Linked DNA regions of Mus musculus: regions 1, 2, 3, 5 and 6 are each linked to region 4. A link is a loop called in an ENCODE intact Hi-C map of the cell type or tissue named here. Cell type or tissue: heart. All regions are shown on one strand. Links, peaks and the distances in the headings refer to the core of each region. The heading gives the core; the rest is flanking DNA. Region 1 overlaps Tmem178 (transmembrane protein 178). Region 2 has its middle 6.2 kb from the start of Gm33596. Region 3 has its middle 16 kb from the start of Gm33596. Region 4 holds the start of Map4k3 (mitogen-activated protein kinase kinase kinase kinase 3). Region 5 has its middle 7.7 kb from the start of Gm33596. Region 6 overlaps C230072F16Rik (RIKEN cDNA C230072F16 gene).

Evidence for each region. Peaks named below come from ENCODE experiments on the same cell type or tissue, not always from the same donor. Only the 100,000 strongest peaks of a DNase experiment are listed, where the experiment ranks them.
Region 1: it touches region 4 in a loop (2.8-fold over the local background); 4 of 42 quality-filtered maps call a loop at or near these places.
Region 2: it touches region 4 in a loop (2.2-fold over the local background); 12 of 42 quality-filtered maps call a loop at or near these places.
Region 3: a loop joins it to region 4, with 2.1 times the contacts of the local background. A loop is called at or near these places in 6 of 42 quality-filtered maps.
Region 5: a loop joins it to region 4, with 3 times the contacts of the local background. A loop is called at or near these places in 13 of 42 quality-filtered maps.
Region 6: a loop joins it to region 4, with 2.0 times the contacts of the local background. A loop is called at or near these places in 6 of 42 quality-filtered maps.

What each region holds. Positions count from the first base shown.
Region 1 is chr17:80,979,995-80,985,340 of GRCm38, reverse strand. The region is part of intron 1 of Tmem178 (transmembrane protein 178); the gene reads right to left. Among named protein-coding and RNA genes, the nearest start is that of Tmem178, 38 kb to the right of the region's middle. In heart, for the core only: CTCF peaks have their summits at 2,719 (motif pointing right) and 4,055 (motif pointing right); a DNase peak (open chromatin) is centred at 2,770; H3K27ac peaks cover 726 bases.
Region 2 is chr17:80,812,911-80,818,256 of GRCm38, reverse strand. No RefSeq gene overlaps it. Among named protein-coding and RNA genes, the nearest start is that of Gm33596, 6.2 kb to the right of the region's middle. In heart, for the core only: a CTCF peak has its summit at 2,304 (motif pointing right); no DNase peak of the experiment used is centred there.
Region 3 is chr17:80,823,209-80,828,554 of GRCm38, reverse strand. No RefSeq gene overlaps it. Among named protein-coding and RNA genes, the nearest start is that of Gm33596, 16 kb to the right of the region's middle. In heart, for the core only: no CTCF peak of the experiment used is centred there; DNase peaks (open chromatin) are centred at 2,314 and 2,884; H3K4me3 peaks cover 480 bases; H3K27ac peaks cover 2,181 bases.
Region 4 is chr17:80,724,875-80,730,220 of GRCm38, reverse strand. Map4k3 (mitogen-activated protein kinase kinase kinase kinase 3) reads left to right here and starts at 2,196. Exons shown (of 34, transcript NM_001290345.1): 1 at 2,196-2,427. The coding sequence starts at 2,332. It also overlaps the pseudogene Gm9959. In heart, for the core only: no CTCF peak of the experiment used is centred there; DNase peaks (open chromatin) are centred at 1,630, 2,010, 2,700, 3,210 and 1 weaker place; H3K4me3 peaks cover 3,175 bases; H3K27ac peaks cover 2,395 bases.
Region 5 is chr17:80,799,097-80,804,442 of GRCm38, reverse strand. No RefSeq gene overlaps it. Among named protein-coding and RNA genes, the nearest start is that of Gm33596, 7.7 kb to the left of the region's middle. In heart, for the core only: no CTCF peak of the experiment used is centred there; DNase peaks (open chromatin) are centred at 1,622, 2,732 and 3,822; H3K4me3 peaks cover 1,589 bases; H3K27ac peaks cover 1,907 bases.
Region 6 is chr17:80,931,258-80,936,603 of GRCm38, reverse strand. It overlaps C230072F16Rik (RIKEN cDNA C230072F16 gene), which reads right to left. Exons shown (of 6, transcript NR_131127.1): 5 at 4,273-4,645; 6 at 3,157-3,662. Among named protein-coding and RNA genes, the nearest start is that of Tmem178, 11 kb to the left of the region's middle. In heart, for the core only: no CTCF peak of the experiment used is centred there; a DNase peak (open chromatin) is centred at 3,063; H3K4me3 peaks cover 771 bases; H3K27ac peaks cover 2,274 bases.

The sequences.
Region 1 (5,346 bases), core at 921-4,920, 250 kb before region 4:
ACAGTGTGTGTGTGTGTGTGTGTGTGTGTGTGTGTGTGTGTGTGTGTGTGTGTGTTGTAGCCCTTTAACTGCAGCAGCTGTTAACTAGAGAATACTCACAGATGCCAATTAATTTCTAGTGGATAGGCAAACTCCCAAAAAGTAAAAAGACAAAGTGGATTTAAAAAAAAATCATAAAGCAAAAGGAGATTAATCTTATAGAAATAAATACTTGGCAAACCTGCCAAACACTAACTAATATTAAATAGGACATAAAATATCCTAGGAAGACACAAACTCAAAGGCTAACTCAAGGCAATAGGTGAGCTATTCTGACTGTATCTATAACAAGATAAGGGATGGAGTTAGTAATTAGCTTAGTGAGACCAGCCCTGTGAGGTAAAGCCCAAGACTTGGCTGATGAGTTTTACCAAATGTTTAAACAAGAATCAGCACTCCCTCTGACTCTTCAAAAACCAAACAGAAGTGGAGGAAACACTTCCCAACTGGATCTGAAATCAAGACATCACAAGAAAGAAAACTATATAATATCTTGTGTTTGTGCCTTGGGTGTCAGTCCTCAGGTCTCTCTGCCATTTTTACCCACCCACACTCTTTTTTCTTTCTTCCTCTCTCTCTCTCTCTCTCTCTCTCTCTCTCTCTCTCTCTCTCTCTCTCTCTCTCTCTCTTTGAGACAGGACCTCTCACTGGCCTGGAACTCACTAATAGACTAGGTAGTCTGACCAGTCAGTAAGTCTTTAGAGATGAACCTGTTCCCAGTTTCCAAGTGCTGGGAGCATAACCTTTACCATCCCATCCAGCTTGGATCTCAATCTCCCCCCGACTCCCCGCCCCTGCCCTGGTCCTTTAAAAAAACAAACAGACAAACAAAAAATATCATGGGTTCTGCAGATCAAAATTGTGTCCTCTTACACAACTCCAGGAAAATATGCCACTTTCTTTGATATTTTCTATGCAAAAACTGTTCCCAATACTAGCAATCTGAACTCAGCAACATGTAAAAAGCCATGCACCATGACCAGATGAGACACATGTCGGGAATACAAATGGGTTCACTAGACAAAGTTCAGTTTATGCAGAATACCATGTATGGACCAGAAGACAGAGATGACCTGATCATCCCAATTACACATAAAAATTATCTAACAAAACCTCCGTGAGGGATGGGGAAACGGCTCAGCAGGCCAAGGGCTTGCCCCATCAGCATGATGGCTGGAGTTCAGATCCTCAACACCTACATAAATACTGGCTGGGCGTGGCAGCCCATCCTAGTCCCAGGAGAAGCCCAGAGAGAGAGAAGGTCCCCAGAGCAAGCTGACTAGCTGATCTGTTGGAACAGGCACGTTCAAGTATGGTGCTCTGCCTCAGTATCTCAGATGCAGAGTAATTTATGTGGATGGCCAACATCAAGCCCTGGTTTCTACCCGCATCCACATATACTTGTTCCTCCACAAGGGGAGATAGAGATATACCAATACACCACACACATACACATATAAAAGTAATCCAATTGACATTCACCAACGACCCCAGGAATAATTATTCCACTAAACAAAAAATGTCTGAAGTTCAGAGGTTGAGGAATTAGCCTAGGCCACAGTACAACGACATAAGCAAGTCTTAATGTGTGTGTGGTTAGACAAACTGAATTCTTTAACTTTTAGAAACTGGTGCTAATTCTACAGATTTCTACAGTTATTGCTATTCTAAAGTAAAACGGTCAATTCGATATGAAAAATCGATTTTTTTTCCAATTCAGTACCAACGTGAGCACTTTTGGAAACAAAGCTGCTTCCTGGCAGAGGGCTGTGTCTGTCTCCATTTTCCACACCTGTCGATACATTTCATTTGGGGATTAGACCAGCTACATGGCTGACTCCATGGCTTCCCCACCTGCATCTCTTAGAAGCTGCCTCATGCTGGTGAAGAGGTACGGAATTGGGAAAACAAAACAAAAACCAGCTTTCTCAGACTCAGAGATGGTTTGCCTAGAACGACTTCTGCACTTAAGACACTGTGTGCTCCCTTAAACTACTCTAAACATCCCTGGGACTGATTCTCTCCTCTGTGCCTTCATAGTACCACGCAGTCCCCCAGGAGGCAGGGCTACAGGAAGAGGGCAATCGCCTGGCCGGTGCTCTGCTGGAGTGAGACCCGAGGCTAGCAGCGCAGACATCACCAGACACACTTCATATCCCTTGGATCTTAGTCTAATTGCCAAGGACGCTGATCGAGCATCAGAAGGTGGAAAGAGAGGGAGCAGATCTGACGAGCAGCACTCAAAAGTCTCAAAGATCAGAGGTCTGGTGGGGAAGCTCTGATATCCTAAGCTCGGTATACAAGAAAATGTCCTATGTTCCCAGTGCTCCACTCCTGGGGAAAAAATGATCAGAGAGACTCCGGACTTTGGAGAAAGAGTGTGTGAAGGACGGATCCGAGGCCAGCCACAAGACTTCCGATCTCCTTCTCTTTAATACGTGTTCTACCGCCACAGCACAAAGTGAGACAGATTTGAAGAGGAAAGTGTAATTATCAGGGTTTGGCTTCCCACATCCCAAGCATTAAGCCAATAAAAACGACACAGAAAAAGACCTGCTGGTGCTGGGTGGCTCACCAAAGCTATTGACTCAGAAAGAAAGACATGGACGGACAGTCTACATGGGTGAGCATGAATTCCCTGTGGTGATGGTAAGGAGTGATACCGGCAAAATCCACTAGGAGGCGTTAGACCCCAGTGCTCTCAAAGCCACACAAGCAAACTCTGAAATCAACCTTGCTTTCTGGGCTCAGAAAGGACGAATCTGGCGCTCTGCAAAGGAGCACAGAAAGCATGAGCTCATAGCACCAGATGGCATCGCACAATGAGGGGAAAAAGCATGCAGGGGGCTGAAAAGAACAAGCCGTGGTCTATATTTGGTGAATAATTAGCTTCTTACAGGGCCAAGTAAAGCCACTTTAAGGATGCTAAAAAACCATAGAATAAGATATATAAATAAATACATCCTACTGGATGAGGAATGGAGCCTTTGGTCTGGTGAATCGTTGCTGTTTCTACTGCTGACAATAGTGAACTAGCCCCACAGCTAGTGAGTCGCGGGGACACACGGGGAGGTTAAATAAGGGAGAGACATAGCAAGTATGAGATACTACAAAACTCACAGTAATTCAACACTGAGACGTCATTCAGGCTTCGAACCTGGGCAGAGAGACAGGACGTGGGTTTGAATTACAGCTGTGTAAACTTAGCAAATCCTTTAACCTGCGCCTGAGTTCCCTCTCTTATAAAAGCAGAGGTCTGATGGCATAGACTCTGTAGGGTTATTGTGAAGGGCTTAGCCCTTTATAAACCTCAATGCTGGACTGTGAGTCATCTCTTGGCAAATGCTCACATTCATTAGACAGAACCACTGCCCCATACCAGGAGGCTGGACCCTAAATGGCCATCGCAGATTAGCTCATGTGTACAAAGGGATAAACAGAACCATGCAACAGTTGCCCGGGGCAGTGATCCAACCACTGGTCCCTCTTGCCTGTCCACTCCTGTCTTCTGTGCAAGACTCCCAGCACTGGGCTCCTGCAGAGATTGCCAACTAACGTCGATATCACTCTTCTCTCAGACAGCAGGCCACATGTGTGCCACCGCTGGTCTAATCTGCTTTGTGATCACGTACGGTGTCTGGGGCCTCAGTAATCCCTGAGAGGTCTGGAGAGATGGGCTCAGAGATAGGTTCGGTGGCTAAAAACACGGGCTGCTTTTACAGAGAACCTGGGTTTGATTCCAAGCACCCATGTGGTGACACATAGTCATGTATAAAACCACTTCCAAACGATCTAGTAGCCTCTTTTGGTCTCTGAGAGCACCAGGCACACACATGGAATACAGAGAAACATATAGGCAAGACACATACACATAAAATCCTTCCTTTAAAAAATAAGTTAAATGTAATTTGAAGTCATCTTCCTGTATTTTGCAGTATCATGTTATATTGCTTTTTACTTTTTTTAAGATTTGTGTGCTTTTATTTATGTGTATGATTGTGTTGCCTACACAAATGTATGTGCACTATGTGTCTACTGCCCAGGAAGGCCAGAAGGGGGAACCAGATATCCTGGAACTTCAGTTACTGGTGTGGTGAGCCATGGCCTGGGTTCTGGGTTCTGGATTCTCTGGAAGAGCAGTATGGGGCCATCTCTCCTGCCCCCACTATATTTTTTACAACTCTCATTTTGAGAGAGGATCTCTTTACATAGGCCTGGTTGGCCTGGAGCTTGCTGTTAGACCAGGCTGGCCTCTGCCTTCCAAGTGCTAGGATTACAGTTATGTGCCACTATTCCCAGCTTACGTGGGATTTAAATTAGTGGCTGTGAGAGTTTTACTTGCCATAATAGATGCATTTATTTAAAAATAAAGTGCTTGGCACATATAAGCATTATGTACTTATTTATTACATAGCTTTAGTGTTCGGCCAATATGCCAACTTTCCAATTTTGACAACTGAGAGAGAGAGAGAGAGAGAGAGAGAGAGAGAGAGAGAGAGAGAGAGAGATCTCATACTCCCTCAGTGCATGATATTAGGGTTTCTGTGTATCATATCACACCGTGAGAACGTGTGAATGGCTTCCCATTGACTGGAATCTCTGTAGCCCTACCTTACTGACCCTGAGAATAATTCCCAGAGGCCACTTCTGTCCTTAAAAGTATTCCATGGCAGTGCTGTGCCTGTTTCCATGACCCTCCTATTCCTACGGTGCTTGCCTTCAATTCTTCCCAAACTCAGTTCTGTCTTCTTGAGCTCATGCCTTGGTTGCCGAGTTCTGACTTTGGTCTTTTCTGGTGGGTCAGAGAGTCACCCTCTCCGCTCATGACTCAACTCCCTTATAAGCAGACGCTATGGCTTCTTTGTCAGAGCGCGGCATCTCTCAGATAAGTCTGGAAAGGGTAAAATAACAGCAAGGCCTCCGACACTTGAGAGCCTCTCGATGGCAGGTCACGACAGTATGCACTCTTCCTAAAACACTTAAGGGTCACTTGGAATTCCATAAGTGGCCCATGGGCAGAAAGTAAAGGACTCTTTGTTTCTTTAAAGCTCTGCCAGCACACACCCCAGTTTAAAGGGGGAGATCGGCCCTAGGGTTACAGGTCAGGGCAGCGGCTATGTTCTTGTCAGAGAGACTTCATCTCAGAGGGAAGCAGGTGTTAAGCAGATGAAAGAAATGTCCCCTTGTCGCTCCCTTTATCAAGAGCTGACTTGAATTGAATAAGCCAAGTGCAGTAAACTGGGCAGCTTCTACTGACTAGAAGAGCCTTGGCCAGCTGCAAGCACCTTCCGAGGGCAAACCCGTCCA
Region 2 (5,346 bases), core at 737-4,736, 88 kb before region 4:
GGGGAGAAGGAAGGTGAGGTCAGAGAGGAGGCCAGGGATCCAGGGACCTGATGTTTCAATGGCTTCTCAGACGGTGTGATCATGGCAACTGTACTGTTTCCTGTGTGGAAGGCTGACTGAATGGATATACAAACTCCTCGAAGAGTGCCTTGCACTGGTGGAGCCCCAGGAGGTCTGAGCTTCCCACCCTCCATCTGTCCTAGTTGATGTCCTAGAGACATGGTCTTACATGCCACAAAAGGCAGTTCTGATCATTTAGGGGAGTGGCCTCAGAAGCCAAGCTAAATTAAAATTTAATTTTAAAAATTAATATCTACTTAAAAAGGAGGGCCAGCACATACATGACTCGATCATGTCTTAACCTCATGTTCCTAGTACACCTGTGTCCTAAGTAAGACATTCTCTCTTAGAGATTGTCATCTTAGCATGCCTCTTTTAAAAAGTTCTCATATTAAAGTGACTCTTTTCTTGGCTGAGGTAGAGACTATGTGGCTGCTGTTCACAGCTCATGGCTTTGTCCATGTTAAGTAGTTAGGCTGCGCTTGCTTTGCTGTGGCATGGTGTGAAATTAACACCTGATACTGGTCTTACTGTCTTACTGTCTCTTGTGAGGAGCCTATGCCGGGGCCTAGCAAACACAGAAGTGGATGCTCACAGTCAGCTATTGGATGGATCAAAGGGCCCCCAATGGAGGAGCTAGAGAAAGTACCCAAGGAGCTAAAGGGATCTGCAACCCTATAGGTGGAACAACATTATGAACTAACCAGTACCCTGGAGCTCTTGACTCTAGCTGCATAAGTATCAAAAGATGGCCTAGTCGGCCATCACTGAAAAGACTGGCCCATTGGACATGCAAACTTTATATGCTCCAGTACAAGGGAACACCAGAGCCAAAAAGTGGGAGTGGGTGGGTAGGGGAGTTGGGGGGTATGGGGGACTTTTGGGATAGCATTGGAAATGTAAATGAGAAAAATACCTAATAAAAAATATATAAGAAAAAGATGAAAAAAAAAAAAGACCTGTGAAGAGTCACCATGACCACGGCAACGCTTATAAAGAAAAACACTTCACTGGGGCTGGCTTACAAGTTCAGTGAATTATCATCATGGTGGGAAACATGGCAGCATGCAGGCAGACACGATGCTGGAGAAGCCAAGAGTTCTACCTCTTGATCCGAAAGCCACATTGGGTGTAGCTTGAGCATAGGAGACTTCAAAGTCTGCCCCCACAGTGACACACTTCCTCCAACATGCCATGCCTCCTAATTCTGCCATTCCCTATAAGCCAAGCATGGAAGCATGAGTCTGTGGAGGCAAAACCTATGCAAACCACCACAGCACCTTAAATGCGGAGCCTTAGAAATGGAACAGGAACAACACAACAGTGGACTGACCTTAAGCTTTTGTTTAAAGTCTGCTGTCTGCATCTTGAAATTCTACTCCCTTCCTTCCTTCTTATTTATTTATTTATTTATTTATTTATTTATTTAAGGGGATAAAGTGATCTGAACACACATGAGTATGTGGGTATGTGTGGTAGGATGGACTGTACTATTGAACCCTCAACTTGGTTTTATCTCAGGGGATACTGAAAAGAGAAACAGAACCTAAGCACACTAAGCACACACTCCATGGTGTGTGTGTGTGTGTGTGTGTGTGTGTGTGTGTGTGTGTGTGTGTGTGTTGAGATGGGGTATGTGGACAAGAGTGCAGGTACCGAGACAGCATGAAAAAGGTTCCGGTAAGATCTCCTGGAGCTGAAATTAAAGGAGGGTTTCCCAGCTGCTTCACCGGGCTCTGCTGCGAACTGAATTCTGGTCCTCTGGAAGGACAGCAGAAGTTCTCAACTGCAGGGCCATCTCTGTAGCCCTGGCCTTTGAAATCTCTTATAATGAATGCACTGTTTCCATTTTGTAGAGCCCCTCAAATGATGTAGCTGTGATGTATTACGTGGAATAAGGTATTAAGTAATCTGAACTCTATCCATCTATTTATTTTATGTTTTAGGCTGTCAATAAAGTCATCTGAGAAAAGTTAGAGTCATGGACTGGGCATGGTGGAACACGATTTTGATGCCAGTACTTGGAGGATAAGATGTGCGTGGACATCCTCTGCTGCACAGCTGACTTGAGGCCAGTCTAGGCTTCGTGTCTTTTAAAAAGTGACAAAAAGACAAAAACGTTTTAGAAAGACAATTCTTAAACATTTTATTTAATTTATTTGTGTGTGTGTGTGTGTGTCTGTGTGTCTGTGTGTCTGTGTGTCTGTGCCCCTGACCAAGTGCAGTACCCAAAGGGGCCAGAAGAGGGCAGTAGATTCCTGAAACTGGAGTTGGAAGCCATCACTCAACCTGGTCTTGGGAACTGAAGTGTTTGTGCATAAGCACATGTGCATTAGAGAATTCATGTACACGTGGGGGCCAGTGAATAACCCCAGCTGCTTCGGGACAGTGTCATCTTGGGTTTTTAGACAGGAACATTCCAAGTAGGCTAGACTGACTGGTCTGCAAGCCCCAGGATCCGCCTGTCTCCCCAGAGCTGGGATTATAAACGGGCCCACCAGGCCCCACTTCTCTTTTTACCTCTGGGTTCTAGGAATCAAAAGGAGGTCCTTGAGCTTGCAAGGCAAGTGCTTTGCCAATGGAGCTACTGCCCCCGGCCCTATAAAGCTATTTTAATTGTCTAGCTCTTCCAGTGCTAGGCCCTATTCTTGTTTGTTTGTTTGTTTGTTTGTTTTTCGAGACAGGGTTTCTCTGTGTAGCCCTGGCTGTCCTGGAACTCACTCTGAAGACCAGGCTGGCCTCGAACTCAGAAATCTGCCTGCCTCTGCCTCCCGAGTGCTGGGATTAAAGGCCTGTGCCACCACTGCCCGGTTGGCCCTATTCATTCTTAGCCATAATTCTCATTAAATAATTCAACATAGTAAATGAGGCTCTTTCAGGTTATGGTTACCATGATTGTGTTTAAGATCATAGTCACTGTCATAATGGAAAACAAACATTTATTAAACAATGAATAGGTGCCAGGGGTGTATCTCAGTGGTGTGTGCAAAGACTTGGGTTCAATATCCAGTATCCCTTTCCAAAAAGGGAAGGGAAGAGGGGAAGAAGGAAGGGAGGGAGGGAGGGACTAGTGGGAGGGAGACAGGGTAGGAGGGAAGGAGAGAGGCAAGGAAGGAAGGAAAATAGCAGGGAGGGTAGGAGCAGGGCTGGGACAGGGAGATTGAAGGTCTGGAAAGATGGCTCAGTGATTAAGAGCTTTTCTTGTTCTTACAAAGAAAGTACTGGAGTTTGGTCCTTCCACCCAGGATAGGTTCCAATGCCCTCTTCTGGTCTTCCCTCTGTGAGCAGCAGCACACACAGAGACATGCACACACAGACATGAATAAATGATAAAACAAATCTCTGGGGTGTAAGATCAGATATGAGCAAAGGCTCCTTGCTGGACTCTGTGAATTTCACAGCTTAGCATTACGGTCGGGACAAGAGTTTGGGTGGAGGCTCCATACCCATGTAAATAAATAGCCAGATACAGGGATATGGAAACATCCACATACAAATAGCCAAAGAAAGAAATCTCAATTAAGAGATTAAAGGCATCAAAAGACACTGCAGGAGAAGGGACTCTGGGAAACCAGAAAATCCAAATCTTCACATCCCCTCTACTCTAATATCTGTTGGTGCTACTAGGAGAGCATCATGACAGAGCCCTGGCCAATGGGCTTCGTGCCCTGACAGCAGGCAGTCCAGAGAGGTGCTTTCTTTGCCTTCCCCTCTCTCATGCTGTGAGAACACAGCACAAGCGCACTATCACCGAAGATGAAGGGTCATACGTTAGTAGACACCAGATCTGCCCACACCTTGATCTTAAACGTCCCACTCTCCAGAACCGAGAGAAATAAATGTCCTCCGTGGTGTCTCATTAAAGCAGCCTGAATAGATGCCACCCAAGATGTCACCGTCTCCTTTGTGGCAATAGGATGAACTCCTTGCACCAATGTCAAGCATCACCACAGAGCCGATGTACAGAGAGCCAAGATAGTTAATATTAACAGTTAACTTGACTGTGCTCCAAATAACCATGGAAACAAATCCCTAGATGTGTTGTAAAGGATTTCTAGATTGGGTGAATTGAGGTAGGAGACCCATCATGAATGTGAGCAGCACGTATCATTCCCTAGGCAATGTCTAAGAATGAATAGAAATTAGAAAGAACGCTGAACCACCCCCCCCCTCTCTCTCCTTCCTAACTAAGGATGCCTTGTAACCCGTTGCCTGGAGTTAATGTATAGCATCCCACGGGAAGCTATGGCAGCCAATGGAGATATGGTGTGCTGCAGATAGCTCAGTGGTAGCGTAGGGCATATGCTGAGTGTGCATAAGGCCCTGGTTCAATCTACCGCACCAAGAAAGTGGGACTGTTGTAGTGTACAAGCTGAAATGCCCCTTGTCACACAGCTCCAGCTCTACTAGGTGGGGCACACACACACACTAGGGCCTCAACAATGAGATTCCAGTCCTCTTGCTGCCCAACAAAGAGACAAAGACATCGTTGGAAAGATGAACAAATAGAATTCTCTTCTAAGTATTGGTTGAGGCCATTTAAAAATAAAATTATCAGTGAAGTCAAAGAGAATCGAAACTGCGAGGTAAGAATTTGGCTCAGGGTGAGGTTTCCAGTTTTACTCACTGGCTGTCTGGATCCCACAGAATTCCCAATCCGATTTTCTCGGGGTGACATTCACGAAAGTTAATGTGAGGCCGCTTGCTACTGTGTCTAAAAGCAAAGAGACGGGTGATATATTAACCTCACTTTTAAGTGACCCCAATATTTACAATCCAAACAAAGTGATAAATCACTGGGAAATTCTTGACTTTATAAAATGTCTCACCACAAGATGGCCTTGAAAACCTAACTCCCCAAGTAACGGCTTAGGCAGAATTTGACTTACAAAAACAGAGGATTTATAAACAGTATCCTCTCTATAAAGTCAGGTAGCCTTGTAGCTGATCCAAAATCATAAATAAAGCGCGCATTCATCCCTCGCCGGCATTATTCAATTGAGAAATCTGGGAGAGCAATCGAAGCCACAATCTCCCTGTCACTGGCTATATGATTAGCCTGAAGCTTTCCCGATGCCTAGATGTTGACAGAAGCTGTTCGCCTGAAGAAAGAATAAGATAGCCTGTACCCCTGCGATCATTTCTTTAGCCCATTAAACATCAGTCAAGACCAGTGGCCTATACATTCTGCTTCCACTGCGGGGAGATGAAGAAGTCGGACTCCGGCATGATTTCCAGGAAAGTTCTAGAATGAGGTACTTGGAAAATGCCTTGTGGACACTTACA
Region 3 (5,346 bases), core at 453-4,452, 98 kb before region 4:
TGTTGCATGACTTTTGGGCTGAAACTCACAACGCATTCTTGCTATGCTAATGAGCTCATGCTAATTGGAAAGTTATGATAAGCCAAACTGTGTGCTGTGGTTTTCATAGATAGATAGATAGATAGATAGATAGATAGATAGATAGATAGATTAATGGGGAGGAGGAAAATTATAAGACTGAATGAATCCTTACTCCTTATCTCTGCAGCCACCGGGCTGGGATCTATACCAACAAATAGTTGGCTGCTTCAGTCTTTTCTGCATCGAACTGCACTTGTTCTGTCTGACTTTAGCTTAATTGCCTAACTTGTGCCCCAGAGGTCAAGTACCCTTGCCTAACAAAGGGCCCTAATGATGGAAGGACTCTCAATCAGCATCCACATTCCAGCTGATTTAAGGTACGGTTTCTGTGTCTCTATCTTATCATAAATAAATAACAATTTTATGTAACTAACCTTCAGAAACAAAGGACCTTGGTCCCATGCCACTGTTGTTAAACAATGGCCAGCCACCTAACAAGTCCCTGGGGTTAGACCACTTAAGGCTTTAGGGCTCCATGCACTTGTAGGTGACAAATGTTCACTGATAGACTCCAGAAACCTAGAGCAGGAGGCAATTGAGGAAGACTTTTCCTTCCAGTACTATTGTGAATACACAAAACTCCACTAAAAAATTATTGATTTGCATACTTTAAACCAGGTATGCATAAGTAGATAGGGAGTTGCTTGTTTCTCAAAGCAGCTTGTACTTATACTCATTTAGCATACTTTTTAAATTTTGAATTTATTTATATTTTATGGGTGTGAGTATAGTGCCTGAATGTATGTATGCGCACTGTGTGTCTGTGTGTGTCTGTGTGTGTCTGTGTGTGTCTGTGTGTGTCTGCGTCTGCGTCTGCGTCTGCGTCTGCGTCTGCGTCTGCGTCTGCGTCTGCGTCTGCGTCGCTCACAGAAGACAGAAGACAGCACTGGACCTCCTGGAACTAGAGTTACAGACAGCTGTGAGTCACCACGTGGGTGCTGGGAATTGAATGCTCTGAAGCACAGCAATTGATCTTCGATCTTCGCCACTGAGCTACCCCTCCAGCCCTTCAGCGTGCTTTTAAAAGGCTACACGCTGCAAACCTTTTTCACCAAGTCAGTTTCAGATCATCTTAAAGAGACTCAATTTACAAACAACAAGAAAGCTATTAAAATCTAAAGGACGCTTCCAAGGTCGCGAGAGAGCCCCCCGTAACCCATGGCCCTATTCAACAAATGCAGAGCCAAGATGGGAAGTGCGAAACCCACTCAAGACAGAAATAAAGATATCACCACTGAATCTTCTAGAAAGTTAGCCATCCATAAAGAGTTCCCTAGCAGTGGGCATGAGCCCTAGAAAACACTAGAAACATGCGTCTTTAATAAGGTGATGAATAGAAATGGTCACGGCCCTGAATTTGGGGGCAGAATCATAGGCAAATAAGCATGCACACTCTTCCTACTGTCGCCTCTGCTTCAGAGTCGGAGATTACCGTATGCCAAGGAGAATGGGGAAGAGCTGGGAGCATAGTTCTGGTGGCAGAATGCTTGCCTAGCACGAAACCCTGGACTCCATCCCCAGCACTACAGGAACCTGTTCATGGTTGCACATTCCTGTAATCCCAGCAGGATATAGGAAGATCAGAAGTTCAAGGGCATGCTTGGCTACATATTAAGCTCAAGGCCAACTTTTGAGAACTGATCTCCAAGATGAAAGGAGCAAAGAAGAGAAGGAAGAAGGGGAAGAGGAAGAAGGCAGAGGAGGAAGAGGAAGAGGAGAAACACAGAAGCTAGAGTTGTAGATAAAAAAAAATTAAAATTAAAACAAAAACTGTGCCCTCAAATCCCTCGGGATTCATAGTTCTCCTACCCCACCCAGAAACTCTGCTCTCCAGGACTGGAGGGGGTACCCACACTCTCTGCTGTGCTTCCAGACCTCATCAGGGTGCCCATCTCTGGCCATGGCCCAGGTGACCTAACCAAGGTGCCCATATCTGGCCATGGCCCAGGTGTCCTTGAAAATTGAGAGAAATGTCAAGGGAAGCCAGATTCTAGCGAAAAGCTCCAGGAGGGGAAATTGAACGCAGCCAGGGACCCTAAAATCACGTTCTATTGCCGACTCCCATCCCAGCTTGGGTTTCCTGGCAGGAATGAGGAAGGACCTTCCCGGGAGGCTTTCCCAGGAGTTGGGTCTATTTGTTTATAACATGCTAGGTTATTCTTAGATGCAAATGTTTCACAAGGTCGCCGAGATAAGGCAGATACAAAGGTCAGACAGCCAGTCTTAAGTGGGGGCGGGGGGAGACACATGTAGAGTGGGAAAGAGACCGTACATTGTCTCGAGGCCTCTGGGGGCCAACAATGTACTGGGGTTTGCCTAGGGCTTTAGACAATTGCTCGGGTGGGAAGCAGGAGTGGGGGTGGGGCAGGAAGCCCAGAAAAGGCAGGGAGAAAAACCAGATGTGGTTGGTGTGAGTTACCCCAATAGAAAGATCTTTTCACATGAACAGGAAGAGGGAGGGAGTGCTACATAGATTATTCTTGGCACTTTAAATTTCTTTCCTTTTCTTCTTTCTCTCAACTCCTTTCAAATGGCCTGTGCTCGCTGAAAAAAATAAAAAAATAAAAACCAAACGCCAAATAAATTTTCCTTCTCTCTGCAGAGCTCCACGGGCAGACATTCTGTCACTGCTTGTTATGAAGTAATTTCTGTTGGCGAAATGTAACACACACACACACACACACACACACATGCCTTCTCTTCTCTTCTTCTCTTCCAACTCTGGCTGCCGTCTGCACTCCCACATCGTTGTTTGACAAGACGTACGTATCAGGTCACAGAGAGTGTTCTCTGCACTTTCCACCAGAGCCCAGGAAGTGGGGTAAAATGGAAAAACCAAGGAGAGCCAGCCAGCCAGGGGCGGATCACGAGCCCGGAGGCCCTACCACCCAGGCAGGGCTGTGCTGGCTCATTACTGTGCTGCTCCTAGAAACCCTTGCTGAGACCAGAGTTCCTTCAGCTTTTATTGTCACTATTAAGAATATTAATGGTCCAAGGATCCCGAAGGCCGATGAGCATTTTCTTGAAATGCTTTTCCCAGGGTTGAGGCACAACTCTGTGTGACACATCATTAAATCCCACTGGCCACTCACCCAGCAAGGGCAAAGAACAGTAGACTCCTACCAGTGAAACAGAGTACAAAGAGCATCCTTGCCAGCCTGCGCCTGTTGCTCCAATTACAACTGCAGCTCCATTAGCAAGGGGACCCATCACGGTAGCGCTCTGGGGTCAGCATCCTGAGTCCCAGATATAGAAATCTTATCTGTAATCCTAAAATGTGTTTAAGGGCCACACCCTTCTCCTCCTAGGAGATTCTCTCTGCTCTCTATTCGTTGCTTTGCAGCTGCTCTTTCCACATTGGCACTGGGAACCCAGTTGCACTTCTCAAGGTCTGGGCTCAGAAACGCAAGCTGCTTTCAAGCCCAAGGCCTCCACATGGAACTCTTCCTTAGGGTAGAGCAGCGCCACGACCGGTCAGTGAGTGAAATACAGAGGCTTCCTAAACCCAAGGTATCAGAGCCCATAGGGAGCCACTCCTGGACCACTGTTGGAGAGATCAATACAGCGACACTAAGCCAGCGTTAGAGAACAAATCATTCGACTCACAGATTGGAGCTATATGGATGTATGAAATAGCAACAAGTGCTAATTGCAATCACTCATCCTGAGATCTCTGCTATCAAAGCAACATGTCCTCCGAGGCTGATCTTTGGTGATGGATTCCTGAATCTTGTCTGGCAGTACCCTGCAAAGAAGGAAGCCGTAACCGGTTCCCCTGTGTGTCTATCACTAACCATCATAGAGCAATGGTTCTCAACCCGTGGGTCACAGCCTCTTTGGGGGTTGCATATCAGATATCCTGTGTATCAACTATTTACATTGCAACTCATACAACTAGCAAAACTACAGTTACAAAGTAGCAACAAAAATAATTTTGTGGTTGAGGGGTCACCACAATATGAGGAACTGTGTTAAAGGGTCACAGGCCCAGGAAAGTTGAGAGCCTGTGGGCTTGTTTGATGTCAGCTTGACAGAAGCTATCGTCTTCTGAGAAGAAGGAACCTCTGTGGAGGCCCTGAGAAAATGCCTCCTTAAAAGCAGGTTGTAGGCAAAGCTATAGTTTTTTTTTTTTTAATTAGTGATGAATGGAAAGGGCCTGATCCATTTTGGGTGGAGTCACCCCTAGGTTGGTGGTCTTGGGTTCTATAAGAGAGCAAACTGATCAAGCCATGGAGAAAAAGACAGTAAACAACACTCCTCCATGGTTTCTGCATCCATTCCTGCCTCCAGCTTCCTGTCCTGACTTCCTTATAAGTCAAATAAACACTTTCTTTCCCAATTTGCTTTAAGCTTGGTGTTTCATCCTAGTTAAGACCACTGTATATACATAGCTAAGATCCAGTCCAAGGTCAGGTGGCCCGATTGACTTGTGAATAATGTCAATATGTCTGGGAATGATGTCATTTCATGACAGAAGGACATCCAAAGCAAACTATCTATATCACAAGCCAAGACCAGGGATATGAGCGCACCACTAGGTCCCACCTCCCTCTCAAAAGCACAACTCCCACCAACTTGAGCCTCTCTCATAAAGCTGGACTTCCTGAAAATCCTCAACACCTCTGGCATTGACCCCTGGGGATCAAGCCTTTAAGCCATGACCATCTTCCACATATTACCCAACACAGCTTCTCATTCCTCATTCCTCAGTTTCAATAATGACCAAGGCCTCCAGAGGGTGTAATAGGCCATCTGCATTAAAAATACAGATGCTTGGCATGGTGGTCACAGGACTAGAATTCCAGACTTGGAAGCTGAGGCAGGAGGATTAAGAGTTTAAAGTCAGTTTCAGTTACATAGTGAGACCCTGTCTGAAAGAGACAGGAATAGACAGAGAGAAGAGAAGGAGGGAGAAGAGGAAGGGTTTAAAAGACATAAAATCATGATGACATACACTATGATACACAGTGATACAATGATATACACACTGGTACAATGGTATACACACTGATACAATGGTATACACACTGATACAATGGTATACACACTGATACAGTGCTATACACACTGAAACAATGGTATGCACACTGATACAATGGTATACACACTGATACAATGGTATACACACTGATACAATGGTACACACACTGATACAATGGTATGCACACTGATACAATGGTATGCACACTGCCCCCAATGCTTACAACCCTAATCCAATCAGGAGAAAACCTCAAACAACCTCAAATTGGGAGACATCCTCAAAGC
Region 4 (5,346 bases), core at 398-4,397:
TAGCTTAATTAGCCTGGGATGTTATAAAAAGGAGATAATACGCTCTCAGCTATCAGGCTGCTCTGTGAATTAAATGAGATAATATGTGGAAAGTTCTTGGCTCCTCGTAAGCACTCAGTACTGGAAGATACTGTTTCTTTCATGTTGTGAACTTCCACTCACCATATTAATCTACTGATAAGGTGACCGCCTCTACACAAGCAACAGTCAATCTAAGAGTGAAACCCAGACGGTTTCTAAGAATGTTTCTAATCACAGAAGCGGGAAGTCCTTTCTCTTATTCAAAGCAAGTGTCTGATCATGAGTATTAACTTGTAGGGAAGTAGAGGCCAGGTAGATTGGGGGAAGGGTAAGAGAGCACTGTATTTACCAGTATGGGTAGATCCCCAAAGGAACAAATTATTTTCATTCCTTGTGAGCAGTTAATTACAAAAGACCTTTTTATTTATGGCCTAACCCATGTGGCAAATCGAGCCCTTACAAGAAAATCTGTCTCTCTGGGGAAAAAAAAAAAGGAGAAGAAGTAGTTAAGCCTTGCCAAAATGGAACAAACAAAACTTGAAAGCCTGTTCCAACCCCACTGAAATGTCTTTTCCCTTTGAAAGAAGCCTATTAGTGATGCAAACACTCGGTTATCTGCAGAGATGATAATCCCAGCAAACAAAACAGTGAAACCATTAGAACTTTCTGGTGCAAGCCGAATGGCTTTCAGTCCTGGAAACTTGGCTTTTTTTTTTTTTTTTTTTTTTTAAAGCACAAAAGGGCAGAGAAAGCAAGCAGAGCAGGTCCTGCTTTGAGAGACTTCCATTTCCTTATCTGAATCCAGAATTATCTGCCTGTTTAGCCTAAAGAAGACAAACAGTTCTCCGCCCACAGCACAGGCAGAAGGCAGGCCTGCTCCTCAGCCCCTGCAAGTGCCTTCCACCGGGAGGAAGCGGGGAAAACCATGCCTCGTCCCGAGGAGCTCAGGATAGCACAGCCTTAAGGTTTATCCTCAATTAATCCTGTGACGTGCACTCCTGGGGCAGAATTGCAACCCTGTCACAATCTGATGCTTTGGGATAACTAAAGTGCTTGGATGACTCCACGTATGGTTTGGAGCACACAATTTGGGAATTTAGTCAATAGGTAAGTTTACTGTAAGTAACATGATAGAAAGGTTTTAAGGTTTGATGAGACCAAGTTTCTGAGAAGGAATTGGACATTAAGGCACATTAGTCTTTAGGTCCCTAAAGAGATTAGAAAAGCATTTTTAAAGCAAAATATCCAACAGAGCGCCAGAGTGGACCTCGCTACAGCTTTTGGAAATGGGTAGTAGTTAAGTTTACTAAGAACTCAACATTGACCCTTCCACTGCCTAAGTCCTTTCTTAGCTAACTTTTAGCAGTCTGGACGTAATGCTGGTTATCTGGATCTTATGCTGGGTGGAGCTCTGGGCAGGTAATGTCGCGGCTACGTAGCTTCCGGATGGTCACGTGTTTACATTTCAGGTGTGGGAATAGATCCCTGTCCAGGCCACACCCTCTGCAACCACCCTCGTCTCAGGGTTGTCAGACAGCTTGCGTAGTCCCCGCCCCGGGCTTTGAAAAATCCAGCCTTCTCCCTGGACAGAGGTCAATCACGGCTTTGGTTCTGCACTGCTTCCCGCCCACTCCCTCCACGGATTTCTCCCCGCCCCTTGTTCTCTCTGCACCCCTGTCAAGCCAACCCCAAGAGCCCAAGTGTCACTGTCCCCCGAGGGTCTTTCTCACCTTTCTGATGGGGACCTCCTCCCCTAAACCTAGAAGAAAGGGTCGGGGCTCTCGGATGTACTTGCTCTTAGAAAGTTGGGGAATACCGTCTTGTGCGTGGCAACTACTACCTGCTGGGGCTGGGGCTGGGACCACAAGCAGCGAGTCCAACTTTGTTACCCGGAGTCTGGCGCGTCCGGCGTGTCCCGACCGGGCGCGCGAGCCGGGGGCGCGCAGGGCCCGCCGGGAGCGCGCGGCCTCCGGGATGGCGGCTGCGCAGTGGCGAGCGGGGCCGGGAACCGGAGGGAGGGCGTGCGGGCGGGCGGAGCGGAGCGGCGGGCGGAAGCCATGTTGGAACTGCACCCCGAGCGAGGGGCTGCGGGCGCGCTCCTCTCCTGGTGGGTGTGACCCGGCTCGGCGCGGCGGCGGGGGGCGGGGACGCCGGGCGGCTCGTCGTGGTCGGCGGCGGCCGCGGCGTGCAGCCGGGCGATTGTGACCGGCGGCGGAGCCGGGCCGGCCGCGGGCGCTCCCTCCGTGCGGCCCCCGTGAGCGCCCCCCCTCCCCGGGCCGGGAGGGAGGTGGGGGGCACCCGGGGCCCGCCATGAACCCGGGCTTCGATCTGTCCCGCCGGAACCCGCAGGAGGACTTCGAGCTGATCCAGCGCATCGGCAGCGGCACCTACGGCGACGTCTACAAGGTGAGGGCAGGGGCGGCCGAGCCGGGGCCTGCGCCGCGGGGGACGGAACAAAGAGGCAGGCGTGGGGACCTCAGCCCTCGGCGTCCTCGCCGGAGCTGTGCCCGGGACGCGCGGGTCTCTGACCCTCCCAGGCTCTCCTGCGTGCAGTCCCGGGAAGGGCTGCGGCCGGAGCCGCTGCGTTCCTGGGAGGGCGGAGCGGGGCTGGGCGCTTGTTGCCTGGGCAGGGTCTGTGTGACGAACCCCGGTGCTGGGGCTTGGCGCTTGACAAACCTACGTGCCTCTCCGGGACCTGGGATCATAGGCCCCGGTGGCTGGGAGCTACTGTCCGCCCGGGCCTGCTGGATCTGTCCTAACGCTGGGCAGCCTCCATCGACAGCTTAGCCTTTAGCCTCTTAACATCTGCCCGTGCTTTAGCCTTTAGCCTCTTAACATCTGCTTGTCAGTTCCTTGTAATTTTCCAAGTAGTCATGTTTTGTAAAAAGAGATGGGTTTTTGGAGGCAAGACAGCAACTTCGAGGTTTTTTTTTTTTCCTCCAAAAAGAATTGGATAATGGGGTTTGTTTTTGTCAGTGACACATAGGAATCAGATATTTTTCCTTTTCTTTTTCTTTCTTGTGTGTGTGTGAGAGTCGAGTATCTAGGAAGAGTATTGGTTTGACAAGGTTAGAATTCAGAGCTCCTTAGCAGGACAGCGTTTCTGTTGCAGAGGGATCGCTTCTAAATGTGGGAGGATAAATCGTTCTTCCCTGGCCAGTAAAACTCTTGGCCTCGCGGAGTCTGCCAAGAAGGGAGGCGGATAGTGCCAAAGGTGGCAGCAGTCTTGATTTAGTTGCCTATCTACTTACATGGTAACTGAAGTTGGGCTCCTGTTTTCCAGAACACCTGAGGATGCCCAGAGTATGACTTGGAAAGTTTAGTTTTCACTTTATTTTTGCCCACGCTAAAGCAATGGGCTTTTTATTCTTGCCTCAATGGAACGCATAAGGTAAGTTAGCCAATACCTCAGGTCTTTTGTGAGTGATCTGCTTGGCTTTTGTGAATGATCACATAGCACCACACTTTCCTCTGTTGACAAAGGTGTGTGGAGCATAACTCCAGTGTATAACTTAGCAGCCACGTGTTGATGAACTAAAGACAGGAATGGACCCAGATTTATTTGAAGTCTTTTTTTTTTTTTTTCCTGGACAAGAACAGCATTAAACAGCAGAGTTTCACTTCATTCCAGTCGTATTCTGTGTAGAGAGGACGTCAAGGGTCTGGCAAAGGTTGCTAGCACAGAACAAGAGGGCTGGGTTTGTCCCCCCTCCAGTCTGGCAGCTTCTAGCCAAGATCTGGAAGATGATAAGGCCTTGCTCAGGGCAATGGTGAGAGGGGACGAAGCCACGTAGAGGGGTCATGATCCGAAGGCCACAGACACCAGTGTGAAGCTGAGAAAGACGGAACCTGAGCAGCCACAGGGATCCTGGATGTGGACCCTGGTTCCTATAGACCTTCTAGCTGTGGGACTTAGGGGAGTCCTGCCAGGGAGGTGAAATTAGATAAGGATTTTCCCTTTCGTTTTTAAAAGTGTGTGTGTGTGTGTGTGTGTGTGTGTGTGTGTGTGTGTGTTCACACAGAGATGTCCCTGGAGGCCAGAAGAGGGCATCAGATCTCTTGGAGCTGAAGTTGCAGGCAGTTGAGAGCTGTCTGACATGGGTGCTGGGAACCAAGTTGGAGTCATGGAAGAACAGCCGGTGCTCACAGCTGCTGAGCTGTCTTTCCAGGCCCCATTTCTTTCTTTCCTTTTGGTTGTATTTTTTTGGTATACAGGATTTTGCTGTGTATCTCAGGCTGACCCGAAAGTCATAATCCTCCACCTGTGTCCCCTGAGTGGAGGTGTAGACATGCATGACTGCATCCAATTTAGATTTGGACTTCTGGGCTGAGGCTCAGGCTTGCTTGAGTTAGATCTACAGAACACACGAAAAGTGTAATGAGGATATCAACTTCAGAGTTGTCCTCTGGCCTCTACAGGTGTTAGATGACATGTTACTCACACACACACACACACACACACACACACACACACACGTGCACGCACATGAATATTCGGACTTTAAAAGGTTTCCTATCATGATGTCCAGGTTGTAGTGGAGGGAGAGAGCAGTTAGGAAGCTTGGGGTATTCATGGGAATAATAGTGGTCTTGACTAAGATGGTAGAAATATACCCAAATCCAAGAGCTAGAAACTGTCTGGGGGAACTCTGATTATTATAGTAGGTGAAAAGTTAAATTTTCTGTCTCATAAGTGGCAGTGTGTACAGTTAAGTTTTGGCACACGTGCCTGTTTTTCTAGGTCTTGAGAGAGTTCTCATGTTGCCCAGACTGACTTGGAAATTGTAATATAGCCAAGAATGATGTTTTACCGAGGTTATATGTAGGTTCCTGATAGGAATAATTAGCCATGTGTTTACTATATTTAAAAACAAACCTAAACAACAGCAAAACCAAGAAGACAGCTTGGTAGCACATGCCTGTAATCTCAGCCCTTGGGAAGCTGAGGCAGGAAAATGCTGGTCACCAGTTCAGGGCCAGCCTGGCCTACGTGGTATGAGTAACAGAATAGGACTGCCTCAAAGCAAACTCCTTAAATATAGGTGGTAACTTACCTGACTAAAAAGAAAAAATTCAAGTCTGTAATTCTTCTATCTGAATGTGACAGAAGTCTGGCAAGTTGATGAATCTTGTCAGCCATTAATGCTGGAGTAGCTAACATTTCTGGGGTGCTTGCTATCTGGCACACACTTACGGAAAGTTTCCTCCCTCCTCCTACAACTGTCTTGTGAGGCAGGTGCAGTTGAAGAAGCAGGCATAGGGAGGTTTAAATAACTTTCTAAAGTTGGTAGATGTCAGAGGTAAAAGCTGACTAGTTTGTAGGCT
Region 5 (5,346 bases), core at 807-4,806, 74 kb before region 4:
GAGTCCCTCAGCCGAAAGAAATAACAAACTGAGAATTAGTGAACTGAGAATCAGTGAGTAGTTCCCAACAACTAAGCTGCTTGCAAAAACAACTTTAAATATGAATTACTTATAAAAGGATGTAATTGTGCCTAGTGATAGTGTGTGTAGCTCTCTTAGGCAGGCCTCGACATGCTGGGTCCTGTCCACACATTATCACTCTCCCACTCATCTTTCTCCAAGAATATATTGTTTTCTATTTCAAAAATGTAACATATATATATATATATATATATATATATATATACATATACATATACATACACATACATATATATATGGTGGTAGCGGTGGTGTGTATGCATCCGTGCGTGCGTGCATGTTTACATGCATGCAAAGATCAGAGGACAACTGTGAAGACACAATTTTCTCCTTCCTCCTTCGTGCAGTCTCTTGGGATCAAACTGTAGTCATTAGGCTTAGCAGTAAATGCCTTTACTCACTGAGCCTCAAATTAAATCTTGGGGTTTTGTTTTGTTCTGTTTTGGTTTTTGTGAAGCAAGAAAAACAAAAAATAAAAGTACACGTGGCTTTCAAACAAATGCGTATGCCAATCAGGAACCAGACGTCTTCTCAAACCCTAGCATCCATCTTGTCTAGATCTGGATGCTTGCACTATGCCAATAGCTCCTGAGTACCATGACCTCTCAGATGAGACACCTCAGCTGGCCAAGTGGCACAACCTAATGTAGTGCACCTTGCTGTCACAGAGACCTCAGCAATCTCTAGCTTCCCATATGTGGAGAATATAGCCCTGTGATAGCCCTGTGAGTTGACTGAGTGTCCTGTGAGCACGGTCCAGCTTGCAAGCAAGTAGTCTGTTCTTCTTCTGTAAACTTCCAGCATCCGCTGGGCATGTCTAGCCAGAACCCTGGAAACGCCTGCAGTTAAGCAAAACACAAGCTTGGCCATCATGGTACAGATCATAAATTGTATCACTGCTTGTCATTCTGTGAACACAAAAGATGAGACCCTCGATGGCTACACATTCCAATTAAGGAGCAAAGAGCACATAATAGATTCTATGTCTCTCTTACGTATTAAAACAATCTAACTGTACTTAACTATGTCAAATTTTTAACAGATAATCAAGGCTGGAAGCAGTACAAAAATAAGTTAAATCTGGTGCCTTTCTTGCTAATTGTTAACGGCCCTCAACTGTACATTAACCTAATCTGGAGTTTTCTGTCCAGAAATAAATAAATAAACTGAAATAAACTGTATTTATTTCATGTGCCCTAACTAAGTTCAGGGTCAAGTTACATGACTCTGACAGCATGGTTGGTTTGTGGGTTTGTTCTGTTTTGGTTTGTTCTGTTGGGGGGGGGGGGCACGTGTCTTATAAACATAGCTTGCAATCAGAATCCATTTTTGTTTTCTTTGGGCTCAGTAGCTTCTCTTATCACCATTGTCATCATAAGAACGCAAACTATTTATCTTGTTTGTCTGATGTCCATAGTAGGGAAGATGATCTCCTTAGGTCTGGCTTTGTCCTGGGCTCATTGTCTACAGGCAAAGGAAAGAAAGGGCGAGTTTGCTCCAAGCCACCTTGGGAGTTCGCCAAGCTTTTCGTGACTCTGCTCACAGCCACACACAGTTGATACGACCTGCACTGACATTAAGCTCCTATCTTGTAACAGGGCCCATATTCCCTTTCCAAGAATAAATCCCGGCTTATCAAAACATTTTAAAAACCTCTTTCATAATACACAACACAATTTGAGAGAGTGGCGCAGAGTGGCTTTGCACTCCAGGACAGGTGCCGAGCGCCAGAAGAGCGGCGCCTACTTGGGTCCCATTCTCACCAGACCCCCGTTGACTCTCTCCCTTCTTTCTCTCAGTAGCTTATCTATAAGCCAGATGTCAACAAACACGCCAGACTCTTTATCCTTCAATCTGTTTGGCATTTCAGAAACGCTGAGAGTTAAGCACATTTTCTCAGAAAACCTACTTTCTGATTGCCTGGGGACAGAAGGGTGAGGGGGCCCTTAGCCTCAGTGGGATACCTGTTAGAAGCAGATATCCCACAAGCCACCTCACGGTGTTTAGACTTCAACTGGTTCCTAGCTTTTTTCAGGAAGACAGATGTACAGAGTCCCATAAAAATTAAAAAGCCTGGGAAAAGCACAAGCCCCGAGTCAGAACGGAGCTATTGAATAATGGTCTCTTCTGGAAGTCCGAGTGGGCGCTTTTTCTCGCCCTGCTCCTGGGGATGAAAGTGAAGTCTAACCATCTTTGCAAGAGTGACTAATTCCCCATCCGAGGGCCTCCAGCTTTTTGCAGAGCTAATTACAGGAATGGTAAATGAAGGTTCTCTGGAGGTGAGAGCTGACAGAAGAGGGAAGATGGGAAAAGTAAAAAATCAAACCCCTAAGCGTTAGTGGATTGCCAAACAAGGGGGGGGGGGCTTTCTGAGGCTGAGGTAGAGGCCAACCCACCCCCAGGCTTCCTTCAGACACTTTTTTTTCCTTCCTCCCTGACTCATCGGGTTTCTTCAGGAACGCCTGGTGAGAAAGGGATTATGAAGCAGGCGAGGGAGCCAGCCTTTTTTGGCAGCAGAGACACACTTTGGTTTCAGATGCTGAAGATCTTCGAGAACAGACTCCGTGTGCTGGCGTTCTAGGCTGGAGTCCAGCAACAGTTCGACCGCAGATGAAGTGCTTCAGATGGTTGGCGTTGTCAGCCAGAGCCTCGAGGACTTTCCTGGGGCTACACCTCTCCAGAAGTTTGAAGATGTGGGGACAGGTTTGCCTTTCAGAAACGTGCGAATGTCACCAGCTGGGAGTGGCAGATGCCAAGAGCCGATCTGAAAACAGATCTCCATCTGGCAATGGGCTAGGCTTCCTGGGACACAGATTAGAATGCTTTGTAACCAAAGGGCGGAAGCACGAGTTTAGATTTGCACACATTGTTCCGGTCTTTGGGTCATTTCCTGCCTTTAGAATTCATTTCCTTTCCAGGTCCAACAAAAGTTTGATGAAGGGCGAGAAAGAAATTTCAGGAGAGGGTTTGCCACTGCTTTAGTTCAAGCGGGGGGTGGGGGCGTGGGGGTGGGGGTGGGGGGTGGGGGGGCAGTTCTGCCTCTATGCCCAAGGTCGGCGCCTTCTGTGCTCCTCCTGTCGGCTCACCCTGAGCCAGGATGGAGGAAGGCTCAAGGAAGGGAACAGAAAATAGAGAAGGGGGTCATCGGCAGGCGAGTCCGATGAATCCACTTGTTTCTAGAAAACAGGACAGGGATATGGGGGAGGAGGGAAACCCACGCGGTTTTAGGCAGGAGTGCTCTTCACCCACGCTCCCTTCAAGGACATAGCACCCCCACCCCCGAAACACACCGAAAGGTAGAGGTTTAAAGCAACTGCCACAGCCTGGTTCCTGACCTTCCTGAGTCACCCACATGCCAGCCAGGTACACTGGACGGTGAGGTTCGCTACACAATGACTTGCTTTGTTCTATTTCGCTCGTTTTTGTTTCACGTTTTGTTCCAACAAGGATTTCAGGCAGCAATAATAGCTTTTCTGGCCACACTCTTTTTAGGGTTGTTTTGAGCACTTTGAAACTGACACGAATCCTTACTGGAAAATGTTTCTGCAGATCCCAGCATGCCCTGAACACACTGTAGTTCTGCTGTGCACAGCACACCTTCACCCCACCACCACCACACCCACTTATATAACACACTGCAGCGTGGACCTTCTGGCCTTGGGGACTACAGGGACCCGACAAACTCAAGGCAGATCTGATGAGCTGTTCATTTCTCCAAAAAGTTTTGGCTCTGGACCAGTGGCTCTTGACCTTCCTAATACTGAAACCCTTTAATACAGTGAGTCATGTGGCCATGGGGGTCACCACCCACAGGTTGAGAACCACTGCTGTCAATCGTGAGCAATACAAAATCTAAGCCATGTAGTTCTAGCCAGGATGTACTTACGTGTTCTAACCCTAAGTCTCTCTAGGCTGTCAGCCCATACATCACATGCTATTATTTTGCTACATTCATCCATTTGAACACAGCAACTTACAGAGAGAGGATAGTACAATTTGGTGACCAGACTTTATCATGATATTGCAGAGCCCCACAAACAAAATCTGTTACTTCCCCATAATTTAAGGTCTGTGCTCAAGGCCACCATTGCCACCACCAGGAGAGGCTGGCTGTGAGGGGTGTCTGCCTTGGGCCATTGGTGCCATTCAAAAATCAACACAGCTGACTTTCTGAATAGCTCATTAGTTGTTCAGAGAGATGGCCTCCTATGACCTTCGTTGTTATCGTCCCTGTGGACATTTAGTAAGTTATGGGAGAAGGTAATGACTAGGAGAAAATTGTTCTGTATCAGGGTCAGGAGCACCTGTCTGGCTTGGGATGTGACAAGGGGCGTGTACTAATGGACCTGAAGGACATTAAGCTTGCTCAGAGAAAAACAACACAGCACAACCCCATTCATGGGTGAATTCTAAAAGTGTGCTCTCTAAAATCAAGAGCAGAATGCGGGTTACTAGAGACGGGAGGAAGTCAGAGAGGGAGGGATAGGGAAGGGCTGGTCAAAGGATAGTGGGTGTCAGCCAGACGGGAAAAACAAGATCAGAGTTTCTAGTCAAGGATACTTATGGATGGTATGGATGGTAGACTGTGTAGTCCCCCCAAAAGCTAGAGAGAGTGACTTTACATGCTTGTGGAAGAAGACATGGTGAATGAACATGCCTGCCCTGATTTGGACATCACATAACAAATACATACAGTGAGAGGTCACATGGTATCCAGAAGTATGTACACGTTTTACGTTCAATTAAAATTAATTCACAAATTTATTTCTTAAAAAGTCTGCCTGACTCCCCGCTTCCCACTAAGAGAGATCTTGCAGACATAGGCATTTGGGTTTTCTGTGACTGGGGCATTGGTAAACAAGTGCTTTTAAACTTTAGGGTGTCTAATGGGGACCCCAGCAGGTGACACCAGTACTAAGATTAGCCTGTGCATCGGAGAACTTTACCCGTAATTCATAGGCTCATGTCACATCTGCACGGATGGAGCGGTGGTATGGCTGAGGCCAGGCCTCGGCACTTTGTGTGACCTTGAGACAAATCATTTTCCAATACTGAAGACCTAAAAACTAAAGATTTTCAGAAGCCTGGCGTTGGCCAGGGCTCCAAATCATGGTCCCTACCTACAAAGTAGTAGAAACAACCCACAGCATCAGAAGGACCAGGACTTGAAAGCACAGAAGCCCCAGGTCTAGGACCTTTGGCCTTGAAGTCCACAGTCATGGGATTTAAGAACTAGAGAACTGAAAATGTGGGGGGGGGGTTTCC
Region 6 (5,346 bases), core at 788-4,787, 210 kb before region 4:
CTGTGAGAGCAAGGTCACACCCTGGACAGCTCTGTTTTCGTCTTCAATTCTTGTTTTGGATAAATCTCTTGAAAAAACTGGACGATTCCATGTATTCATTAGCTTGGGTGTGGATAGCTATCAACGGCTGGATGCTGGGGGGGGGGGGGGGAAATAGCTCAGGGTGTGATCTATCCAGCACAGCACTCAGTGTGCCAGGATAAATCAGGCACTGCGGAGTGCGAGCATCTGATGCGCACAGTGCTTGGAGAGCCATGCTGTCCTCCTGGAAGGAGTCACCGGTTTGGCAGCCCTTGACACACGATCTTCATGGTCACACCTGAGCCCCTGTAATGAATGGGCACCACATGGCACTGATGGTCACTCAAGGAGAGACTGGGATGAAAGCTTGGGGACAAATGACCACTTCACCTCCTACTACAGGATGGAGATGGGCAGGACCTTGTCAGGGTCAGATTTATGAGGCTGATTAAGGGGGGGGGGGGCGAGGGGAACGCATCAGTGACCAAAAAGGAATCCAAGTAGGTGGCGTTGATGTATGAGCCCCATCTGCCTAATTTATTAGGTGTCGGCATCAACCTGCTTGTGAAGGAGAGCCTTGGATGGTGTGAGTGGCAAGCCAGAGAGAAGGCTGGCAGTGAGGGAGATGCCTCTTAGTGTTTTCCAGCCAAGGCACTTTGTGCTTGTGGAAATCCCAATACCACAGAAAGTGGTTCTCTCCTAGAAAACCCTACAATTAGCCAAAAGAAATTCCTAAAGTTTCTACTGATGAAGTTTAGTCACAAATAAGAAAGGTTACTGCTGGGTGTTCAGGAAAATTATTTAATTACTCTTTTTTTTTTTTCACCCATGGAGGTCTGGCTGGCTGGCCTCACCTTGGAATTTATGGGAAATTATTAGTTTTTCTGGTCTTACTTGGCGGCTTACAATTTTTCTGTAGCAACCACATTTCTCCAAAAGCCTGGGCTTTCTTTTTCCCAGTAAAATGAGAATTTAAAATGGTCTTCATGGCTGCATGAAATTAGATTTATAGGGCTCGTTTTTAATGTAGCTTTAATTACATCTTATTATTTAAAATAATTTTAAAATTTCAATATATTTTGATCATATTCTTCACTTCACCTGTCCTTTTAGATCCTCTTCCCCTTCCTTACCCACCCAACTTTAAAGTTCCTGTTCAAAAAACAAACAAAAACTCAACACAGCAGAGCCCCTCAAAACCAAGAAAACAAGGTAAAAACCATACCACAAAAGAGAAAAAAAAAAAGGATCTGCCAAAGCATAGCCAAAGAAAATACACACAAAAAAATAATAATTGTGGAGTCCAGTTATGTGCTGGTCAGCCGACATGGAACGTGAGGCCTGTTCTGGAATGGTTGATACACCCAGTGTTATTTTGTCGGAGAAAACTGATTTTTCCCTCTCCTGTCCCCAGCAGGTATAAGTGACAGTTCAGTTGTTAACCTTTATGCTAAGTTTTCATTTATTCATTCATTCATTCATTCATTCATTCATTCACTTCTTAATATAACAAAATAAAATATAATAAGATAAAACGAATATAATAAGATACATTAAAGTTGGGCAAGACAAACCAACAGAAGGAAAAAAGCACAAGAAGCAGAAGAGTCAGAGACCCTCTTGTTTGCACACTCAAGCACCCATAAAACACTTAACCTGGAAGCTCCAGTATATAGGCAGAGGACCTGATGCCGAGCTGGGCTCACTTTTAAATGTGGTCATTGGTAGCAGCAACAGTAACCCAGATATGGAATCCTTAAGAGTGATTGGGGGATTGACCAAGAATAGAGCCAAGATTGAGATTAAGGCCATCTGTGATTCCTGGGATCTGGAAGGGGATTTGGAGAAGAAATTGTTCTTAAAGCTGAGGACAGCGACATGATAATACCAAGTACTACCAGATCGAGGCATCTTAGCAGTGGGTTGTCTGTCTGTAAAACTGTAAGACAGATAAAAGCTGCTCCAAGGTGCAATGGACCGAGAGACAGGCACAGGTCAGAGTAGTTGATGCAAACATGCTCTATCCTGATTCAACATGGGCCTGGGTATTAATTAATTAATTTTTATTTATTTATTCATGTTTGAATTTTTGACATAGCACCTAATGCAGCCCAGGCTTCCCTTGGGCTCACTATTGTCTGAAGATCGCCTTGAAATCTTGATCCTCTTGCCTCTGCCTCCAAAGCACTGAGATTGTTGGCACACACCACCACACCTGTCTTAGGTTTGGATATGGAAAGATCGTCTTGGCTTATGCTCAGCAGAATAGTTATTCCCATAACTTCTCTGATTTTGCTGACCACCTTTCATCCGCTGTCATGGAGTTTTTATAGCTTTATAGATAATACTTAGCATTTATTGGTCATATGCTATTTGGTAGGGGCTGGCAATATTTTATATGTGGGGTGTTTTTTTTTTTTCTTTAATACTTTCCACAACTTCTAGTCATAGTAGCAGCATTGTTGTTAGGATCCCAGTCTTCCCAGTGAGGAACCTGGAGAAGCAGAGTTGAGCACCTTGCTCAGGTCATTCTTTACTGGCAGAGCCACTGCGTCCAGTCTGCATGGTGGGACTTCAGGGTCTGTACTTGTGCAGGCTGTTTGTTTAGTTCATAGGCAATTGACAGGTTTTAGACCAGGATAGAGGTAGCCTGTCAGATGGCGACAAGCGTGTGGTTTCTGGGGAGGTCTTGAAAGTGAAACCAAAAGAATTTCCAATGTGACAACAAAAAGGAAGGGTGACAATAGAGTCAGCAGACAAAGCACAGGCTGCTGGAGGCGAGTGGAAGTGTGGACCACGTCAGGAGCTCAGACAGAGTGCACTATGAGTTCTACTAGCTGCGAGATACCGACAGTAAGGAAGCCATGGGATGTGCAAGCAGAGAGTTAAAGGAAGAAGTTCAGGCTAAAGATAGAAACTCGGAACCAAGAGAATCCAAATATAGATGAGGCTTCAACCATGAGACTGCATGATGTCAGCCAGAGAGTAAGCCTTGACAGGAAAGGTCAAGGACTGAGACATGGAAAATCACCATCTATTGGAGTCTAGGGAAGCACAAGGAGGCAAAAGGACATGGCCAGAGAGATGCAAGAGTTCAGAGTCCCAAGAGCGAGCCAAGAGAAGCAAGTGTTTCAGGACAGAAGGGATTCATCAGCCCCCGAAGTCAGTGACTGCGACTCGTTGACCAAGACAAGAGCTGGGACTTCAGAGTGGGCCTTGGCAGTGCAGATGTCGCTGGAAGCTTCACTGTAAGGGTTTCCTTGGTAGTGGGGTGTGAGCTTGCCTGGAGTAGACCTGAGGAAGACTAGGAGGAGGGAGAAAATGTGAATAGAGTGTTTTTGTTCAGAAGAAGAATAAGTGGGGAGGGAGTGACATGGAAATAAGGTACAGTATGTTTTGATGAGGCGTGGCGTGTGTGTGCTCACTAACAGGAATGACTAATGAGGAAAATAAAACACAAAAGGAACAGAGGTTTTGGTGGGTTTTTTGTTTTGGTTTTGGTCTTTGGGGGATTTTTTTGTTTTGTTTTGTTTTTTTGTCTTTGCCTTTGTCTTGTTTTGTTCTGCTTTGTTTTCAAGCTGGACAAAGTTGGTGTGTTGATAGCAGTCAGGATCTGGGCCAGGTGTTTCCAGGTTCTTGGCCTGAAATCAAAGTCCACACAGATTACAAAATAGTGAGGAGACTTCATTCAAGAGAAGCAACAGAACAGAATATACTGCAAGAGGACGGTGGGCCGCATGTATGGAGATACTCAAGGCTCCAAGTACTGTTTGGGGCTTCTTTTTGTAGGATACACAAGAGGAGGGAGCTTTGGTGCTAGGCGTGTAATCAAGTGATTCCCTATTTTGACTGTCAGCTTGGATCACATTAACAGTTGTTCACTGTGAGCCATTCTTCCCTTAATCCATCTGACGTTAATATGTACACCCTATTATTGGTAGGTATTAGATAGCTAATAAAAGATTTCCTTTAAAAATTTACTGAAAGACACAGTTTTGCCTTGTACTCCAATACAGTCTGTGCCAGATCTGCTCTCATACCCTCCATATTCAGAGGTATGTTTGTATACATAGTACTTACAGGAAGTAGTGCCTGATACATTATTAGAAGATGGGTGTGCATAGCCCAAGCCAAATGGATCACTGGTTGCTAGTCTGTTCCCTAGTCGCACATCTCACATATGCAAGCAAGAAGGAAAAGAATCTGCTAGACAAATGGAAAGACTGTCATGAGTGTGTACAACGTTGTCACCTGTAGGAATGGTCAAAAAGAGCTGCGGACACAGCAGGAGAAGCAGGGATATGAACAACTGTGATAGTTTGGTTGGCATTGCAGAAGTTCTTTGCTGCTCGGTATTTCTCAGGTGATGGTAATGTGTCAAGAGGATGGGGAAGTCATGAACAGAGGTGGCTGTAGACATGCTGCTGGGTCCCAGGTGAATGGGAGCACGTTGGTGGCGAGGGAGAAGAATTTCATTCATGGTCAGTGGGCACCACGGTCCAGCAAGGATAGAGGACTTTTGGTGAAGAATCTTGGATAAAACGGCAACAGGTTGATTCAGAACCCATGGTCTTTAAAATGCCATCAAGATATTAAGCAATGGGGGAAAGAGCTGCAGCACCATCTACGGAAAAAAAAGAAAGAAGGTGATTACTGTAGCCTTGGTGACAACGAAAATGATAACAGTGCACCCAGAGTCATTTGGGCATGAGTAAGAGGACTCATAAGGACAGCACAGATGCAAAAGAAGAGATGACACAGGCATTGTGACATTGTGACACTGGGTAAATCAAAGGGGAAAGGAGTCAGGTGGACACTGAAGATCCGATGCTTAGGCCAAGATAGCTAAAGCAATGACAGAGCTCTCTTAATGAAAAGATAGAGTTATGTAGATGGGTAGGCAAACAAGCCAAGCAGGAGAACAGCTTACAAGACTGAGGCCCTGGCCATCGAGACTTAGAGGACAGAATGATGTCTATGCAGAAATGTTCACTGGGTGGTGCCCACGAGAGACAGAGGTGGTGGAAGAACAAGAAATTAGATGTGAGGAGTCAGGAGAGCCACGGGAACTCCAGGTGTGGGACTTCATGGTGAACTGAAAGAATTACAGGGGAGCTCGCTCAGCAGCCAGTGGAAAAGAGACTAAAACAGACATTAAGCCTTTGGATTCTGAGGGGTAAATAAAACGTGAGGAAAAAAATATAGGTAGCATGTGTTGGAACTCCAGCAATGAAGGCAGAGGAAGCCTTGTCCAGGTGCAAAGGACAGAAAAAGTAAAGGCCATTTTGTGGATTTTTCTGTCATGTTGATTGTTTGTTTGTTTTC